Linked DNA regions of Homo sapiens: region 2 is linked to region 1. Evidence: chromatin loops called from intact Hi-C (ENCODE). Cell type or tissue: GM12878. All regions are shown on one strand. Each heading gives the region's core, and the rest is flanking DNA. Links, peaks and the distances in the headings are about the cores only. Region 1 has its middle 18 kb from the start of MIR4453. Region 2 overlaps LOC127898557 (a long non-coding RNA gene).

Evidence for each region. Hi-C counts contacts between places; a loop is a spot of excess contacts. Peaks named below come from ENCODE experiments on the same cell type or tissue, not always from the same donor. Only the 100,000 strongest peaks of a DNase experiment are listed, where the experiment ranks them.
Region 2: a loop joins it to region 1, with 6 times the contacts of the local background. A loop is called at or near these places in 1 of 110 quality-filtered maps.

What each region holds. Positions count from the first base shown.
Region 1 is chr4:152,552,000-152,556,394 of GRCh38, forward strand. It overlaps the pseudogene RPS3AP18. Among named protein-coding and RNA genes, the nearest start is that of MIR4453, 18 kb to the left of the region's middle. RefSeq lists enhancers at 202-411, 2,646-2,795. In GM12878, for the core only: no CTCF peak of the experiment used is centred there; DNase peaks (open chromatin) are centred at 392 and 2,412; H3K4me3 peaks cover 1,366 bases; H3K27ac peaks cover 3,729 bases.
Region 2 is chr4:151,885,796-151,890,190 of GRCh38, forward strand. The region is part of intron 2 of LOC127898557 (a long non-coding RNA gene); the gene reads left to right. LOC102724700 (a long non-coding RNA gene) reads right to left here. Exons shown (of 5, transcript NR_188364.1): 4 at 2,696-2,783; 5 at 1,151-1,968. Among named protein-coding and RNA genes, the nearest start is that of LINC03074, 68 kb to the right of the region's middle. In GM12878, for the core only: no CTCF peak of the experiment used is centred there; DNase peaks (open chromatin) are centred at 1,816, 2,316 and 2,836; H3K27ac peaks cover 2,169 bases.

The sequences.
Region 1 (4,395 bases), core at 182-4,181:
ACTAGGCCGGGCATGGTGGCTCATGCCTGTAATCCCAGCACTTTGGGAGGCCAAGGTGGGTGGATCACGAGGTCAAGAGATCGAGACCATCTAGGCCAACGTGGTGAAACCCCGTCTCTACTAAAAATACAAAAATTAGCTGGGCATGGTGGCGCTCACCTGTAGTCTCAGCTACTCGGGAGGCTGAGGCAGGAGAATCGCTTGAACCCGGAGGGCAGAGGTTGCAGTGTGCCAAGATCACGCCACTGTACTCCAGCCTGGTGACAGAGCAAGACTGCGTCTCAAAAATAAAAAAAAAGAAAATAGATCAACCACTTTCTTCTTGGTTCCCCTTTTGCTGCCTTTCGTGAGGCACTTGTTCTTGCTGCTCAGAGAGCCAAAAGGCATTTTGCATATTTTCAAAATCTGAATGACTCATGTGTTCTGCTGGGATTCACTTGTTTCCTACTCAATATTAGGTTCCTAACTTATTCAGGCTGATACACGTAACCATAATTATATTGCCAGGGCCTCTGATGGTCTAGTACCACCAACCTGGCCGCTAGAATTCTGTTATTCCCATTTACTCTGGGGCATTTCTTACCATCAATCTTGATCTAGAGGACAAGCAGTTCTGAGCTTCTCAGAATATACTAGCATATTGCTTATCACTTTAATAAGGGAGTGTCCTCTAGGACCTCCCAGGGAACATTGTTGGCTGGTGGGTTCTCTGGTGTTACATAGTAAATGCATTCTTGGCCAGGTGCCGTGGTTCACACCAGTAATCCCAGCTGAGGGATTGGGATTTGGGAGGCTGAGGTGGGTAGATTGCTTGAGCCCAGAAGTTCAAGACCAGTCTGAGCAACATGGCAAAACCCCATTTCTACAAAAAATACAAAACTTAGCTGGGCACGGTAGTGCATGCCTGTAGTCCCAACTGCTCAGAGGGCTGAGGTGGGAGGATCGCTTGAGCCCAGCAAGTCAAGACTGCAGTGAGCTGAGATTGTGCCACTGCACTCCAGCCTGGGTGACAGAGTGAAACCGTGTCTCAAAAAAAAAAAATGCATTCTTACTTCTAATCTCTTTGAACTTGCTGACCTCTTCTTCATCTCTCTTCTAAGAAGTTCCAGCATCTCCATCTGATCATTATTTTCAAGTTTCAAGGAGCTGTTTCTGCAATGTATTAGGTACAGTTCTGGGCATTCTACCAGGATAGTGAGTCCCGTGTCACTGAATAATACACCTGTATTAACAAACTGTCCACTATTCAGTCTTATATTCTGCCCTCCCTGATTTGGCACCTTTAAGATTCATTTCCAGGAGAGTTCTCCCACTTCCTGCTAGTACCTATTTGCCAGGTTTTGCAGTGCTTTTGGTGAATAACCCCTTTCTTCACATAACAGTATTTCCTCGCTTGGCTCATAATAAGATTTCTCATTATTGGTCTAGAAGAAATGAAGAGAGGTAGGGATGGATCTTAGAGACAAGCATCATCCTGCAAGGCATTTGCCCTTGCTACGTGAGGCCTTGGCATAGTCTCCGAGCACCAGAAGTCTGATTTCTCCTAGCAAGGAGAAAGGCTCCAGAGTATTCTCACTCTCAGTTTTAAGAGGAATCTGGGGTTTTAAGGTCCTTGAGCCCATCTACCCAAATATCTCCATCGGAACTCTCAGGGCCCCTCTCCTTTTTCAGGTCCCTTGCTTTAGCATTAGAAATTTGGGGGCTGGGCACAGTGGCTCATACCTGTAATCCAAACACTTTAGGAGGCTGAGGTGGGTGGACTGCTTGAGCCAGGAGTTGGAGACTAGCTTGGGAAACATGGTGAAACCTCGTCTCTATGAAAAAAAAAAAAAATCAGCTGAGCATGGTGGTGCATGCCTATAGTCCCAGCTACTTGGAGGCCTGAGGTGAGAGTAGATAGATCACTTGAGCCCAGGAGGTTGAGGCTGCAGTGAGGCATGTTCGCACCACTGCTCTCCAGCCTAGGTGGCAAAGTGAGACCCTGAAAAAAAAGAAAGAAAGAAAGAAAGAAAGAAAGAAAGAAAGAAAGAAAGAAAGAAAGAGAAAGAAAGAGAGCGAGAGAGAGAGAGAGAAAGAAAGAAAGAAAGAGAAAGAAAGAAAAAGAAAGAAAGAAGGAAAGAAAGAAGAAAAGAAAGAGAAAGAAAGAAAGCTGGTGGGCTGTGAACTCAGTCTCCTTTTTAGCTCTGTTGTATTTAAGATCAAACTTGGGGTCTTATTCTTCAGCTCATTCTACCCTCTGTCTACAGATGAGACTCCCTTTAAATGATGCCATGAAAGATTTCTGGCTTTTAACCCATGCTCTAAGTCAATGATTACCTCACCTGAGCCTGCTATTTCCTTCCTTTGTGGCTTCTCTAGCAGTTAACAACAAGCAACCAGCTCCACAGTTCTCATAATTATCATTGTCCCTGTATCTTTCAGTTCAAGAGCTACTCTATCAGCCAGTGCATTTCCCCGCCACCTACACACTACCGCAGTTAATCACAGGCAAGACTCTTAGTAATAGTGATGCTATAGCACTCCAGAGATCATCACTGCCCCACTTACTAACAGTGATGGGGTTTTTGTTGACCTGCTCTTTGTTGGCCAGCAAGTGACCCAATGCTAGAATCTCATTCTGAGGGTCTTCTGCCTTGGGCCATTCCTAAGACTTCCTGACTTAGGCTAGGTTCCTCCAAAACTAAGGATTTGAGTACAAGTGGTATGTTTGAAGTGTAAAATGTACCAGGAAGAACTAGTAGAGTAGTGAAGACTTGAGCCAGCAAAGGAAAGAGGCCAGCAGAATATTTAATCGCCAAGTTACCCACTGAGAACAATTGGGGCTCAGTCCCACCAAAAACCTCTGGGAGATGTGGAATACACATCAAAATTTTCCCACCCAGCGGGGGGCAGGAAAGCTGGGGTGTTTGTCTTTCAACTCCCATTTGCCCTTGGGTAAGAGCTGTTCCCCCAGCATGGACCTGCCACAGAGACAGAAAGAAGCCCTTGGGCCACAGGCAGAGAGTCACAGATGCTTCCAGTAACACTGGCTTATACTAGATCATCCCAAAGGACCTGGGGGATGTGGGCAGGGCACTGATGGCTGTCAGCTATACATGTTCCAATGACTTCCTGTCTAAAATAGCTTCATCACCTTTCCTCATCATTGCCCGTCCTCTTCAGCTGCTTTCTTTTACTTCTACCTGTCATTCTATTATATTTCTATTTCTTTTCTTTGTCTTTCTTTCTCTCTTTTTTTTTTTTTTTTTTTCTGAGACAGGGTCTGGCGCTGTTGCCCAGGCTGGAGCGCAGTGCAGTGGTGTGATCTTGGCTCACTGCAACATCTGCTTCCTGAGCTCAAGCAATCCTCCCACCTCAGCCTCCTGAGTAGCTGGAACCACAGGTGCGCACCACCATGCCTGGCTAATTTTTTGTATTTGTGGTAGAGACAAGGTTTCACCATGTTGCCCAGGCTGGTCTCAAACTCCTGACCTCAAGTAATCCACTTGCCTTGGCCTCCCAAAGAGCTGGGATTATAGGCGTGAGCCACCGCGCCTAGCCAATATTTATATTTATTTTCTTATCTGTCTCTCCACTTCCACTAGAATATAGGCCAGGGACTTCATCTGATTTATTTGCCACTATAATACATCCTTATACCCAGAACAGTGCCTAAGACATAGTATGGACACAAAAAAAATTTAGAACGAATGAGTGAATGAAAAAAAGTGATATTTGCAATATAGTTTGAAAACAGCCTCTGTGACTAGGAAGTTAGGAAGGAGAAGGAAATTATTAGAATTTGAGAAGAGAGGTTAATTGAGTGGAGCCATAAGAAGCAAATATGAATTTGTCAAGGGAATCAAACATGAAAAAGTTGTTCCATTCAAAAACTTTTCGGTTTCAATTGCCTAAGAAGAAAACAGCTAATGCATCGAGAAGAAATAACAGAATGTTTAAAATCAATCCTTTTTTAAAACAAACAAACAAACAAACAAACAATGGAATAATCAATTTAGGCAAGGATTACCAATGGACACTAAAACTGTTAGGAAAAAGTAAATGCCAAACAAGATATTCACTTGTGGTTAAAGCACAGCACACAGATTGCTTGCTAATTGCTAAGGAAAAAATATACCTTCATAGGAAAGAGATCTAGCAATCACCACCTTAAACACACAGTCAAATTTAGCATCACCCAGTGAAACAGCCTATTTACCTCCTCATGTGATACAATACGAAGGACCCAGCATGATCTAGGAAGTATTCTTGCCAAAAATAAATCAAGCCTTTAGGCCTAACTTCCAAAACATAGAGGTGTAAGTTAAACACCATCACAAGGAAATAATTAGACAAATCTTTTTGGTCTGGATTTTTTCACTTAGCGTAATTATTTTGAGTTGGTTTCTTTCCCTC
Region 2 (4,395 bases), core at 246-4,245, 670 kb before region 1:
CCACTCTTAAAAACTGAAAATGACTGTTTTAATAAACAGAAGTAATTGTCAAGTTTTGGAGTCAGGTTGAAATGTTGAGGGAGCCACTACCCAGTGCAAAAAAGGGATTGGATTCAGCAGAATTAGAGACAGTTTAGAAAACAACATTATTTCAATTCTGTACCCCTATAGAGTTAAAATATCTCAATAAACTGCTTATAACATAAATCTGCTTAATTTCAATTCTCTTAGATCCATCCCCACATCTCTATGTACTGATATGGAAAGATTTCCAGGACAGATCCTAAGTTAAACGAAAAAAGAGGGAAGTACAACACAGCATGCACAATAGGCTACCTTTGGAAAATAAAAGGGGGCAAACAGGAACTGCCCTGGAAACACATACCGGATTATCTACAGGGTGGATGGCAATGGAGGAAAAGCAGGATTTCTTAGAAGATATTTCTTTATATGGATTTGATTCTTGAATCATGTGAATGTATTCCCAAGTAAAAATTTTAAATTCGAAATGTTAGTGTCACAGAGTATTCAACTTTCTTACAGAAAAGACATTTAGATCAACAGATGACAAAAATAGGAGACTGCAAAATTCTTCCTTCCATCCACCTCCAATAATGAAATCAGTGTTTGTTTGCTGCTTTTTTTAGACAAATCTCCCCGTTTTGTAAAACAAGGGAGTATTTTTTGTTTTACAAAACTGAGAGATTTAGGTAAGCCGTGAGTTAGTGGAAACATCCGGAACCATATAAGGGAGCTTTAGCTTTTGTGTGAAGGAAAGAAAACAGTTTGTGACTTTAGCTGAAACAAATAATAATTAATATATTACTGTATATAATTGATTACTATAGTATATTTTATATTGATATAAAATATATTAGCATATTTATATATTAATATATTATTATATCCATATATTAATTTAATACAAGTAATATATTAATATATATCATATGTTATTATAATATAAAATTGTATATTATAATAACATATACTAATATAATACGTTACATATCTTAGTAATATGTGACTGTATATAATTTTATGTTAATTTATTTTTCAAACTTCTTGTGACCAGATTTTCTGTACCTAAGAGAAATTTTCTGTAACTAAGAGAACTTTAGCTGCAGAAATATAACACTAGTGAGAAATCTAACAAGTTTGTTTATTTAAGGCAAGGGTTGGCAAACTATAGCCCGTGGGCCCAATCCAGCCAGCTGCCTACTTTTTACAGCCAGTAAGCTAAGAATGGTTTTGACATTTTTGAGTGGTTATGTTTTAAATGGTTGTATAAATATCTACATAATGTCCTTGCTATTGCCTCTTGGCCTCCAAGTCTGAAGATGGGAAAACATTGCTCTGGGTTGGGTGTTTCTATTGTGCTAATGCCTCATTTGGTACCCAAAGCCCTGAAGCAACAAGACTTAGTTGTGTCTCGTTCCAGCTGCCAGATGCAGAGAAGGCCTAGCATGCATAGCTCAGTATGTCACCGGCCCATGAATGTGTCTCTTAAATACAGAAAAGACGACACGTCAGCCTGTTGCAATGGGGTTCTGTGGCTTGAAAAAGACCTCTGTATTGTATATGAATCTTAGTAATTGGAACTTGGACTCATCACGTCTTTTTTAGCAATGACATTGTAACAGCATGCACCCATCCATCATCGTGTCATCCTTATGAAAATGGTCTCCACTGGTCAGCTTGTCATAGTTAATTAGTCTTCCAATGTATGGATAGTCAGAAGCAAAGCGACTTTGAGGTTTTTTTTGACAATTTTAAAAGTGAACTCCAGAGATACCTGATCTTTCCTGCCTTTTAATTAGAGCCTTTTCATTTGAGGAGGAGAGTGTCCTTGTGGTTAGGAGTACAACCAGCCTAGTTCTGCTTCCCATTTTCAGTTCTGTAGGCGACTCATAGCAACCACAGGCAAGTCGGTGACTGAGTCCTCCAATATGTGCAGTACAGGAAGTTCTAGAATAAAATGCAGTTAGCTGATTGCTACTCAAATGTAGATATTGTTGATATCTTAGTGAGAAAAGGGTAGTGTATTAGATACCGCTATGAAATCTCTAAACTTAGTAGTTTAAAAAAGATGAACAACCATTTGTTTAGCTCAAGATTCTGTAAGTCATCAATTTAGTCTGGGCACAGCTTGCTCTGTCAGGCACCCACAGTCAGTGGTGTTGGTGTGTTGGGTGGATGGGTGGTTGTGTTCATCTTGGCTGGGCTCTCTCATGTCTCAGGCTTTGGCTGGGACAATGAGCTATGCCTCTCTGCTCCGAATAGCTTCTTTTCCCACAGCAGGCTAGCCCAGGCAGACATAGGGGTCTCGAAAGAGAGTGAATGTGTGTAAGAAATCTTAAAGCCTAGGCTTGGAATGGGCAAAATATGACTCCATCATATTTTAATGGTCAAAGCAGGTCACAAGGCGAGCCTGGACCCAAAGTGAAGGGAAACAGACTCTACCTCTTGATGAAAGGGGCTTCAGGGTCATGTTTCAAGGGCATGGTTGCAGGAAGAAGAAGGGTTGTGGTTATTTTGCCATCTACCTCTGGGAGCTAAAACATGAAGGAACACATGCAAGGTGTGAACCGGCCCTGCTGCCAGACAAGGTGAGGGGAAGAGGCCATGACCGTGAAGTCTAGATGCTAAGCTGTGAGAGAGGGACTGATCAGGGGAATTCAGTGACCTCACGTACAGCAGGGATATAGATGATACCGCTGTTTTTCCCCGGGTCTCATTTCTGGCAGAAGAGAGTGAGGGAGCCTCCAGGAGAGAAGTCAGACCTGCAAAGGATGAGTAGGTGTGTGAGTAGCACCATGGGGGGTTTTGGTTAATTTAGTGAAGAAAGAGGGTATTTTTCCATATGCATTGGGAAACCAAGAGTGAACACAGGCTCTGAGTTCAACAGGCTAGTGGAGAGGAAAGAAAACTGCACGCAGGAAGGAAATCCCCTGAACCAAGAGGCTGAGGTTTGATGTTGTGAGCTCAGCCTTCCAAGGCAGACACACATGACTTCTAGTTGTGGTGTGACACCTTATTAACTGTGTGACTTTGGGCAAATCACTTTACCTCTCTAAGGCTCAATCTCCATATCTGTAAGATAAGGATAATAATATATGCCTCAGAGTACTGTAGGGGTGACTAAAGGAGATAATCCATTGTAATATGTCTAAATCGATACCTGGCAGGATAACGGCTGTCCATGAGTGTCCATTGTTACTAACCTTCTTACTTTTGTTGCTATTGATTTTTCATGCATGGCCCACAATTCTAGTTTGCAGTACTGGCCACACTGATGAGCTCTCCTAGTATTTTAGATGAACAGTTTCATGTGGGTGTACCACTATCAATTCTAAAGTAACATACATTGAGATAAATGAATTGTCCCTTCATACAATGTTCCTTTCCCAAATGTTTGTATCTGTTCATTCAGCACCACCATTTAGCCACCCAAAGAATCTTTGTTTCCTTCCTTCCTTCAGACCTCATATCCGGTCATCAAACTATGACATATCTCTCACCCTGTACTTCCCATTCCATTCCCCGACTACCTGCAGAATCTGAGTTCTCACTTGATGCTTTGAGTACCACTTCAGAGTTCTTACAAGTTTCCCTGCCTCCAGGCTCTCTATGCTTTCATCCATTCTGCATCTTGTTGCAAAATTGATCTTCCAAAAAACAGTCCTTTGCTGAAAGCCATCAATGGTGCCTCACTGCTTACCAGCTGACTTCCAAACACTGAGTTTGACGTACAAAGCTCTCCACAACCTGACCCAGGCCTTGTTACTAGACTAATCTTCCAAGACTCCGGGCAAGATCATTTGGCTTTAGACATTTTTTGTATCTCTATTTTGTGTTCCCAATAAGAGTGTGAGCCTGTAGAGCAGAGGTTGGCAAACCATAGCCTGTGGACTAATTCTGTATGATCCATAAAGCTAAAATGTTTACTATCTGACACGTTATGGAAAAGTTTATTGACTCTTGCTCTTGGGGGTAGAAGCGTGTCATAGATGACTTTGTTTTTCCTACAGAACCATGTACTCTTCAATGAACATTTATTGACCTCTAAGCATCCCATTTCTCATTCCTGTAAATTTGTTTCCTTCATAGAGGGCCTTCTTCTCTTCTGCCTACCTGGATGAACCTTTTCAATCTTCTTGGACCCACATCAAATCCTCTGGAAATTCTGACTCTTGCTCAATTCTGAATCCCAACAGCACTAAACCACACATCCTGTGTTCATCTTCTGCTTCCAGTTAGTTCTTTGCACCAGAGTAGGTCGTGAACCTAATTGATACCTGGTGCTTAGCTACCATCTGGTTATCGTCTGCCCTTCAGTACTCAGTAGATATTGTCTGGCCTGGGAAGTATTCTCTGACTCTGTCATTCTTCTCC